Linked DNA regions of Homo sapiens: region 2 is linked to region 1. Evidence: chromatin loops called from intact Hi-C (ENCODE). Cell type or tissue: A673. All regions are shown on one strand. Each heading gives the region's core, and the rest is flanking DNA. Links, peaks and the distances in the headings are about the cores only. Region 1 holds the start of MTNR1A (melatonin receptor 1A). Region 2 overlaps F11-AS1 (F11 antisense RNA 1).

What was found. Peaks named below come from ENCODE experiments on the same cell type or tissue, not always from the same donor. Only the 100,000 strongest peaks of a DNase experiment are listed, where the experiment ranks them.
Region 2: a loop joins it to region 1, with 2.4 times the contacts of the local background. A loop is called at or near these places in 5 of 110 quality-filtered maps.

The regions. Positions count from the first base shown.
Region 1 is chr4:186,553,124-186,558,500 of GRCh38, reverse strand. It overlaps MTNR1A (melatonin receptor 1A), which reads left to right and starts at 2,934. Exons shown (of 2, transcript NM_005958.4): 1 at 2,934-3,319. The coding sequence starts at 3,136. In A673, for the core only: CTCF peaks have their summits at 2,882 and 3,812 (motif pointing right); DNase peaks (open chromatin) are centred at 770, 2,870 and 3,810; H3K4me3 peaks cover 1,572 bases; H3K27me3 peaks cover 468 bases.
Region 2 is chr4:186,469,811-186,475,187 of GRCh38, reverse strand. All of the region lies in intron 1 of F11-AS1 (F11 antisense RNA 1), which reads left to right. Among named protein-coding and RNA genes, the nearest start is that of F11-AS1, 29 kb to the left of the region's middle. RefSeq lists a silencer at 3,379-3,673. In A673, for the core only: CTCF peaks have their summits at 1,943 and 2,143 (motif pointing left); a DNase peak (open chromatin) is centred at 2,127.

The sequences.
Region 1 (5,377 bases), core at 101-5,100:
TATTCCTCACGTGCTGGGTTCAGGGATGCTGGCAGTCAGAGTCTGGGCATTCCCTCTCTGGGTCTTTGTTTTCCAGGATTTCACCATCATTTTCAGTGCTCGTGGTTTCCCAGCTTCACCTTTCTCATTCCCCAGGGAAGAAAGATCATGAATGTTGTTATGTGCACCCCAGCATTATGTATGCCACCCCTTTTGGGGGAGAGTTAGCCATCTATGCCTTTGTATTTCATCTGTTGATTTCACAAATTTGTGTATCAAAACCCCAAGTATAGGAGTTTTACCTGTGACAAACAATGCAGGGAGAAATAACGGTGTGTCCTGACACATGTGGACACTGTTCAATTGTTTTCTATTAGTAAAACGACTAGCACCATGTATGCAGTTTGAAGACGTCCATATCTGGTGCACAGGAATGCTTTTTCTCCACGTGTTTCAAACCACACTTGGCACTACCAATATAATGTTTTCTAAAGTGATCGCTGGAATGGAAGCTTTCTCTTTTTTTTAACTTTTTTGCTAAAAGAGGTTACACATACATTTTTAGTTTTTGTCTAATTATGACCTTTAAATATATTTCTATTTTTTTTCCTTAGCTCTTTATATAATTGTCTTAGTCTGTTTTCCATCACTATTACAGAATACAGCAATACCTGGGACTGGATAATTTTTTTTTTTTTTTTCTGAAGCAGAGTCTCTCTCTGTCTCCCAGGCTGGAGTGGTAATTTTTTAAAACCCACTCTCACTGTAACTAATCCAGTCCCAGGAGAGCAAGAACTGACTCATGCCTGCAGAATTAACCCAGTCAGACAGAGTGGTATAACCCTCTTGACCTGATCGCCTCTTGAAGGCCCCGCCTTCCCCTGGGGACCAAATTTTCCACACACAAATTCTGGGGACATGCTGAAACCATAACAATAATGAAGACCATTAATGCTTCGTCTCTTAGCTATGTCACAAATCATTTCCCCAGTTTCTCTAGCTTTCACTTGTGTGTGGTATTTTTTGAATATAGGACTTTTAACTTTTCCGTAGTCAAATCTATCACGACCGAGAAACACTATCACTTAGTAATGAGGCTCCTTGCTTGGCAGTCAGAGAGACCTGAGTTCCAATCCTGCCTCTACTTGTTACCAGCTGTGTGACTTTGGTACATTGCTTAACCTCTCAGCACCAGAGGTTTCTCGTCCATAAAATGGTCGCAGCAGTGCCAGACCTTCTGGAATTGTTAACACATTGTGCAAACAATGGTTGTAAGATACCGATGCCAGAGATGGGAAGTGACACACGCTGTCCATGGCAGCTGCTACCTTTTCTATGGTTAGGATTATTTCCTGTCTGTCTTTTTTCCAGGCTTACAGAGTGCTTCTCTACCTCAAGTGATATGTATATTTACCTACATTTTCTTTAAATGCATTTTTGTTTTCGTGATCTATCCCAGCCCTACTGATTTGAACTGTTCACTTTATAAAATCTTTATTTTATATGCTTTTTCAAATTGTTTATGAGCTCAATACTGTTTTAGTTTTTTTTTTTTTTTTGAAACGGAGTCTCATTCTTTTTGGCCCAGGCTGGAGCGCAGTGGCGTGATCTCAGCTCACTACAATCTCTGCCTCCCGGGTTCAAGCGATTCTCCTGCCTCAGGCTCCTGAGATTACAGGCGCCCACCACAATACTTGGCTAATTTTTGTGTTTTTAGTAGAGACGAGGTTTCACCATGTTGGCCAGGCCAGCCTCAAACTCCTGACCTCAGGTGATCCACCTGCCTCAGCCTTCCAAAGTGCTGGGGTTACAGGTGTGAGCAGCCGTGCCTGGCATACTTATTGTAATTTTTTTTTTTTTTTTTTTGAGACAGAGTCTTGCTCTGTCTGCCAGACTGGAGTGCAGTGGCACGATCTCGGCTCACTGCAATCTCCGCCTCCCGGGCTCAAGCAATTCTCCTGCCTCAGCCTCCCGAATAGCTGGGATTATAGGCCTGTGCCACCACGCCCGGCTAATTTTTGTATTTTTAGTAGAGACGGGGTTTCACCATGTTGGCTAGGCTGGTCTTGAACTCCTGACCTCAGGTAATCCGCCCACCTCGGCCTCCCAAAGTGCTGGGATTGCAGGCGTGAGCCACCGTGCCTGTAATCCCAGGCGCCACTTAATTGTAATTTTTAATGAACATTTTGATACTGGTAGGTCATACTTCTCTCCTATTCATCTTATTCAAATCCTTTTCCTACACTTTCTTTTTACTCTTTCAAAGAAACTTTAGGTTATTTGATATTTTTCTTGGTCTGGCATAAAGTATATGAGGAAAATGAAAATTTCAGGCTTCGAAGCTAGGAACACTGTTTGTCTCTCCGTTTATTTAAATTTCCTTTCATGGTTTTCATAAAGTTTTTTCCTCACTGCACACAACTGGTTAGGCCATTTCCTAGCACTTTTACATTGCTGCCATGTATCCGATCCACCTAAGTGTGCTTTCTTTCTCATTTTTACTGGTACTTACAGAAGTACATACATTTTTATCATCTGCAAATATTGAGTTTTACTTTTTTCTTTGAAAATGTCATTTCATTATCGGAAACATCTAGCACCATCTTAAGCGGTGCAATACACAACGGAAGACAGTCCTTGGTTTTTTCACATTTTACTAATTATGAGGCTAACAGGTGAGATAGTATCTTATTCCCATTTTGCAGATAAGGAAGATAAGGGCGGTGGGGCACACAGCTGGTGAACTCGCCCCAATCCCATTTCGCATTTGATCCCAGGCAGCCTGGCCCTGCTGGGTGAAAAGTCCCATCCCAGAGAGGAAACACAATGAACGGCCTCGCCGTGCGCCCACGAGGAGAGGCCTCTGGGACACCGTCCCCAGGGCGCGGCGGCTGGGCCCGGCTTCCCGCACCGGGGCGCTGTCGGCCCGTGGTGCGGGGTTCGAGCTGCGGGCGGGGAATCCAAGCGGGCTCGCGGCGGACACCAGGTGTCACCTGGCCGTGGCGTCCGGCGCGGCGTGGGCGTCCGGGGGCGCGGCGTGGAGGAGCGCGCGGGATGGGGCGTGGGCGCGGGGAGCGCCGGGCGGAGCCTTAACAAGTGGTCGGGCGGGCGGACGAGGCGGGCGATGGCCCCGCGGCCGGGACGCGCACAGGGACCATGCAGGGCAACGGCAGCGCGCTGCCCAACGCCTCCCAGCCCGTGCTCCGCGGGGACGGCGCGCGGCCCTCGTGGCTGGCGTCCGCCCTGGCCTGCGTCCTCATCTTCACCATCGTGGTGGACATCCTGGGCAACCTCCTGGTCATCCTGTCGGTGTATCGGAACAAGAAGCTCAGGAACGCAGGTAGGGCCCGCGCCGCCTCCCCTGGGCCAGCGCTCCGGACGCAGCGCCTCTCCGCGGGCAGCCAGCCTTCCCCAAGCACTTGGTTCTTTTTCCTAAACACTGCGGACTTGGAGTTATTTTTCCTGTTAGAGAGGACTCTTCTCCAGCCTGCCCGTTGAAAGTGCCTTTTCATAAGGCGCGGAGTCACAGCCCCTAAGAGGTGGGACACTCCACCAGAGTCGGGTTCTCTTTCCTATGGGGACACCCCCGTCTGGTTGTCCTGTCTGAGGTTTATTAGATTGAGAAGCCTCAGGTCCAGGCTGCAGAAAGTTCCTCAAGCAGCCTCTGCAACGAACTGATCAATTGCTTGGTCTTAACATGTGATTTAGTTTTCCCAACATTGTTAAAATATGGAAACATAGAAGCTGGCAAAATGATGGAGCAGCCGCCGTGGTCTTGTTGTTCGGGAGTAGTCTGCAGTTACGAGCCTACAGTGGAAAGAGAGGCTCCCAAACGTGCTGTGTCCGGCAGGCGGCGGCTCCTCCAAGTAAACAAGTTGACACTTTAAAAACGGAAGTTGTTGTGTTAGAGTAGGCAGGTAGCCAGGCGTGAGCAGGAAAGAGTACACTTACGTATAATATGCAACTACAGGTAATTGTGTGCTTGAGTTAACTTGCTTTTTCCTCCGAGCAATGCATTGAACTGGTTTGTTCTGGTGGGAACCTGTGGACACTTTGTTCTTAGGATGCTGGATGTTCAGACCTCTGAGTGATGATTAGATGCTTGGTTCTCTGAAGAAACTAGTTTTTTATTTGGAGGCACTTTTGGGAGAAGGGGCGGGGAACGAAACGTGCACTTAACATGTCTGCCAAGATCAATATTTTCGTTTTAACCAGGTGGTTAAGAAAAGCTCTAATTTTGCTTAGCTCCTTTTGGGGAGGCTCACCCCTGCCCTGCCTCCCCCACCCGCCCCCAGTAGTGCTTTTACGGTTTGTAGTTTGAGAATTAGTTAGTTAAGCACTTAGTAATATGAATTGAGTTTGAGTCAGTAAATTGAATAAGCTCACTTCGTAGGTGATTGATATAAACTGGAGGAATTCTGCCTTCGAGAAGAGGCTCTTTCCTTCCTAGCAATAAAAACGACTTTCTCTGGACCAAACAGGTTGTGAGCACTGGGTTAATTGAATCCTAGTGCAGCCTTGTGCTGTGGCGCCGTGGTCAACTCGCCTTACAGAGGAGAAACTGGGGCTGCAGATTGTTCCCAGGGACTGTAGGTGTGAGCCCGGTTGAATTCCCAGAGCTGGCCTCCAGAGCTCGCCCTGCTTCCTTGCTGTCAACACCTGCAGCATTTGGGAAGTTTGAATCCTGCAGAACCTTTAAAAAGTGTTCACGGCTGGGCGCGATGGCTCAAGCCTGTAATCCCAGCACTTTGGGAGGCCGAGGTGGGTGGATCGCCTGAGGTCAGGAGTTCGAGACCAGCTGGCCAACATGGTGAAACCCCGTCTCTACTAAAAATACAAAAAATTAGCTGGATGTGGTGGCCCACAGCTGTAATCCCAACTACTTGGAAGCCTGAGGCAGGAGAATCGCTTGAACCCGGGAGGCGGAAGTTGCAGTGAACAGAGATTGTGCCATTGCACTCTAGCCTGGGCAACAAGAGTGAAACTCCATCTCAAAAAAATAAAATAAAATAAAAAGTAAAAAATGATCACGCCTGAACAATTTTACTTCTTGTGTTTTCTGAAGAAGAACTTAAGAACTCCTTACACTCACTTTGTATTTTATTTGCTAAGACGTGCTCTTAAGAGGATATTCCTGTAGCTGCATGGGAGACCCTTAGTGACCTTTAATCCGCACAGCTTTAGAAGTTCCATATTTTTCTAATAGGGATTTTTTGTTTATATGTGCGGTTCAAGCCATTTGAGGATTTCTGGAATGGATGGTAATTTGAAACAGTGATAAGGATAGCTGATTCAAATATAAGTTTTGGTATGCTTATTAAAAGTTTTGATGATCTTCAGACCTCTCATTTCAGCTAAATTAATTTTGTTGGCTTTAAGGATGAAATGTTGGGAAGAA
Region 2 (5,377 bases), core at 122-5,121, 83 kb after region 1:
CTTCCTTCCTTCTTTCTTTCTTTCTTTTTTTTGGAGTCTCACTCTGTGGCCAAGGCTGGAGTGCAGTGGCGCAATCCCAGCTCACTGCAACCTCTGCCTCCCGGGTTCAAGCGATTCTCCTGCCGCAGCCTCCCAAGTAGCTGAAATTACAGGCGCATGCCACCGCACCTGGCTAATTTTTGTATTTTTAGTAGAGATGGGGTTTCTCTATGTTAGCCAGGCTGGTCTCAATCTCCTGACTTCAAGTGATCTGCCTGCCTTGGCCTCCCGAAATGTTGGGATTACAGGCATAAGCCACCACGCCCGGCTTTGTTTATCTTTAAAGAACAAGATCCTTTGGTCAGATAGACATCCTTGAAGGCATCCAGAAGTTTCATCTGGCCAAGGGACCGAGGGAGGCAAGCAGCTTTGGTCATGGGATCGCCACTCCCGCATCCCCACCTTCCTCATAAAGCCTCAATTATGTCCAAAGGCAGGTCAGAATTGCGAGATTTTGTCTCCCGCCCTCTGGCCTTGGCCAAATCTTATAAACCTTTCGCTGCTCTCAGAGGTTCTACAACACTAGCACCCTGAAAAAAGTGCCCAGCCAAGCCTAGGTTAGGCCTCGACTAAAAACAAAAGCAAACTTGAAGTTTCACAACTTGGTCCAACTCTACTCACTCTTAGAACTAGGCGTGGCTATTATGTGGCTATTACGGGTGACTATGGTGCTACTGGGGTCCAGGCACCCAGAAGGGCTGCATATTTCTGTGCACACTACGTCTGCTTACCATGGCCTTTCTTACCAAGAAAACTACGTCTAAGTAAAAAATAGTAGAATGAGAGTTAGAATGAATAAGAAGTAAAATGAGAATGAGAATAGCTACCAAACCTAGTCAGAAGCCTGGATTAGAATACCCAAAATGGACCTGCCAGCCGACAAAGCACCTCCTGTGGCCACCAGGAGAAGAAGAAAGATAAGTTGGGAATGCAAATGAACACGAAACAGGTGTGTCCTCCCAGGCATAGAAGAGGTGGAACTTAAGACAGTGTTATAGACAGTCCTGCCCCTAAGGAGACAGAGTCAGCCCCGCCCCAGCAAAGTGTACGGCAGGCAGTGGAAGGAGAGCCAGGCATGAGCATAAACAACAGGCGAGCTGGAGTTTTTGTCTCTCAAACTGAGTAGTAAGGAGACTTTCAGGGTCAGCTTTTTGTTTTGTTCCCCTCCTCCCCCACACACACCTTTTTTTTTTTTTGAGACGGGGTCTCACTCTGTCGCCCAGGCTGGAGTGCAGTGGCACGATCTCCGCTCACTGCAAACTCCGCCTCCCAGGTTCAAGCAATTCTCCTGCCTCAGCCTCCCGAGTAGCTGGGACTACAGCTGCCCATGCCTGGCTAATTTTTGTATTTTTAGTAGAGAAGGGGTTTTGCCATGTTGGCCAGGCTGGTCTCAAACTCCTGACCTCAAGCGATCTGCCTGTCCCGGCCTCCCAGAGGGCTGGGATTACAGATGTGAGCCACCGTGCCCTGCTATTTCCCCTTTTTTTTTTTTCAAAATTTAACTGGAACTCATCCCCTTTATCCAATGGTCTCAGGCAGACATCTGTGAATACACCCTTCTCACCTCCAGTTGTAAACAGTCAATTAGTTCTCAACTGATAAATTGTGTTTTTGAAAGACCCAGAGAGGAATTTTGTCTTCATTTAGCTCTCAATTTTGCTTTTGTATACTTATTTGTGCAGTATATTAATTTGCTAAATTAATGTTCATTTGGGGGAATTATATGATCAGCTGTTTCACCATAGCCAAATAAAAATTTATCTTAAACTAGTGGTCACTAACGTTTCTTGAGGGAAACTGAGCTTGGCTTTCTGAAATATTCCACATGACCACCCAGTGGGCTAGGAAGGAAACCTGATATCCACTGAAAGGACCAGCCTCACCGGTGGTAAAACCAGCCTGTTCTGGAAGCCAGGGGGTGCGAATTGTTCATCTGGCCCCACCATTGGCCAACCATGTAACTGCATTAACTCACCCAACCTCTGTCACCTCGGATTCCTTAACGCATAAAAATACAGGAGTTAAACTCCTGCCTGATCCTGTCATTCCCTAAATCTGTTTTTGGGATTTGGACTCAGTTATAGGTGAATTTGTACTCCCTCTACTGGTGGATGAAAGCAAAACAGTAATAAATAAGGTGAATTTACTTCATGATACAATGTATTAATTTGGAGAACCATTGCAATTTTGGATTCTAGAAAGTGAGTTCAACTAATTGTTATCATCATAAGGAGAGTCTTTGGAATGATGATTAAGGCAGGATCCAGCACTTCTGGAACTAGTGGTTCCTTCATGAACCCTCTCATCTGCTGGTTCCTCAGCCTGAGAAGAAAGAGAAGCACTAATAATACCACTCCACTGATGTAATGCAGTAATATATTAGACACTACGGAAAGTACTCCATACTTGTTAGCCATTATTGCTGATATTTTGCTGGGGTAATATAAATTGAAGAGTTTCTGTAGAACTCAGCATCTGTTTTATCATACAGAGTATGTTTTATTTCATAAGAATTATAATGCTGTAATAGTGCATAATACATTTACTAATGCTATAACAGTGCATAAGAAATGAAATAAAATTCAATAATTTCAGGCACAACTCTGACCAAGCCTCACGACTTAGATTGAAAAGCTGTCATGTAGGTACACTGCTTGTTTGGAGTGGCTTATATTGGCTTCTAGCATGTTTACACTGACAGTGTCTTTGATAGTCCCTATGTAATATATAATTAAAGCCTGGGCAACATGGCAAAACCACATCTCTACCAAAAAAACAAAAAAAACAAACACACAAAAACTAGCCAGGTGTGGTGGCGAGCACCTGTAGTTCTAGCTACTTGAGGGCCGAGGTGGGAGGATCACTTGAGCCCAGGAGGTTGAGGCTGCAGAGAGCCATGATTGCACCACTGCACTCTAGACAGAGCAAGACCCTGTCTCAAAATAAATAAATAAATAAATAAATAAAATGAATAAAAACCAAAACACCCCAAAACAAAAAACCAAACTATAAAATATATAATTAAGATGAACTAAAATATCTCTATTATTTTCTTTATAGCAATAATTTAGGTTTTTAATAAGTAGCATCCTAGGTTAGAAAAGAACATAATTTACATATTTTATATTCAATTTTTAGATTAAAAAAATCCTTCAGATGCATAGATTCTAAAAACTTGCATTTTTATATGAAAACTTCAATTATTTAATTCACTATAACTGTAATATTTTTCAGTTTACTTTTAATTACAGTAGAGATTTTTTAACTTCTTCATTGTGGAATTTTAGACAGCAGGAGAGAAAATAATCTTATGAATCCCCATACATCTGAAGAACACCAGAATATTTCACCCCGAAATATGCTTCTTTGGCAAGTGGAAAGTAAAGTTACAGGAAAGGGCTGTCTGAGCTGCCCTTTCTTACCTAAGGCAGGCCATAAAAATTGCTGTGAAAAAATGCGGAGAAGCTTCTGCCTCCCCTATCTGCCTGAAGACAGAGATGTAAGTAGTGGTTCACTTATCAGTGCAGGGGCTGGCGCCAGCAGGGCCAGAGGAATCTGGGAGCAGGCTTTATTACCTTTCCATAGTTGTCCCACTTTTGGGAGCCTGGAGCTGCTTGGTCCTTTGTCCTGTCACTTCTGAATATATTGTTCTTTGCTAGATGTGCTATGTAAGCCAGGGCCCTAAGCCACCTTACTTTTGAACTCAGCTTTCTCCCCATGGGATAGACACACACGTAAATAAAAATGCTTTTTTTTCTCTCTCTTGTTAATCTGTCTTCTGCTAACAGGAATCTGTCCCACTAATGAACTTACAAGGATTGAGAAAAGAAATTATTTTTTCTCCTATGAAAGGAAGACAAAATCTTGGGAGCCCAAATTCGCTATGCCAAAATGGAAAAGTTAAGCTTGAAAACTGAGTCATGAAAAAACCAAAAAACCCTGCCTTTCCTTTTGCTCCTAAACTAATAGCTACAGATAGAAGGCCACATGTTTCCACAGGGGCCTCCCTCACTCTGACCATGTAAATTAACAGTTTATCTTCAAGAGTACGGGACGAGAGGAGCCTAGAAATTGTCCCGCTGCGCACCCTGAGACGAATGCATATTCAGTTGCTTCCTCTACTGAAGTTCACCTTATCTTATGTAGAGTACAGATGTACTGAGCAGGAGATGAATGCAGAATTGACGGTTCATCTACCCGCTCCTTTTCATGTGGATTCTAAAGAACGTGACCAGCCCTCCCTCTCCTTTTCCTTCTTTTCCCCTCCTGCCTCCTTTTCCCCTTTTCATATTGTAGCCCTCAAAATCCTCTTCAGAAAAAGGGGGTGCCACAGATCCTACAGTGGCTTGTGTCTCTGTTTGCCAGGTGCTTCCTCAACCTTGGCAAAATAAACCTCTAAATGGATTAAAATCACCTCCGTCAGGCCAGGCGCGGTGGCTCACGCCTGTAATCCCAGCACTTTGAGAGGCTGAGGTGGGCAGATCATGAGGTCAAGAGATTCATCTTGGCCAACATGGTGAAACCCTGTCTCTACTAAAAATACAAAAATTAGCTGGACGTGGTGGCACACGCCTGTAGTCCCAACTACTCAGGAGGCCAAGGCAGGAGAATCACTTGAACCCAGAGGCAGAGGTTGCAGTAAGCCAAGATCAGGCCACTATACTCCAGCCTGGGCAACAGAGAGAGACTCCGTCTCAAAAAAAAAAAAAAGAAAAAAAAAATCACCTCCATCATTTTCTTCAGTTCACCCACCCTGCACAGCCATCACCCACCTTCAACAATCACTGCCGTTTGTCTGCTGTTATTTCATCTGTTTCTTTTCCACCCACCCTCCCACCTCCCAAATTATTTAAAGGAAATTCCAGACATCATATCATTTCATCCAGAAACACTCCAACATATATTTCTAAAACATAAGGATTCTTTCTTTAACATAAACACAATATTATTAATAGCCCTAAAATCGACAATAATGTTAATATAATCCAGTATCTGGTGAGTGTGCAGATTTTCTCAATTCTCAGAAATGTTTGTTTTATATTTGGTTTGTTTGCATTGGGATCTAAACAAGGACCACATATCACATTGGCTTCATATGTATCACCTTTCTTTAATCTGTGATTTCCCTCCGTCTTCTTTTTTCCTTGCTATTTGTTGAAGAAACCTAATAATTTACATCTAGAAATTTCCAATTCTAGATTTTGTTGATTATGTCCCCATGGCATCATTTTCCTTCATCACCTACATGTGTATTTTTTACCAGACGAGCTCTCACTGTGTTGCCCAGGCTGGAGTGCAGTGACTGTACACAGGCGTGATTGTAGCCATCTTCCCACCT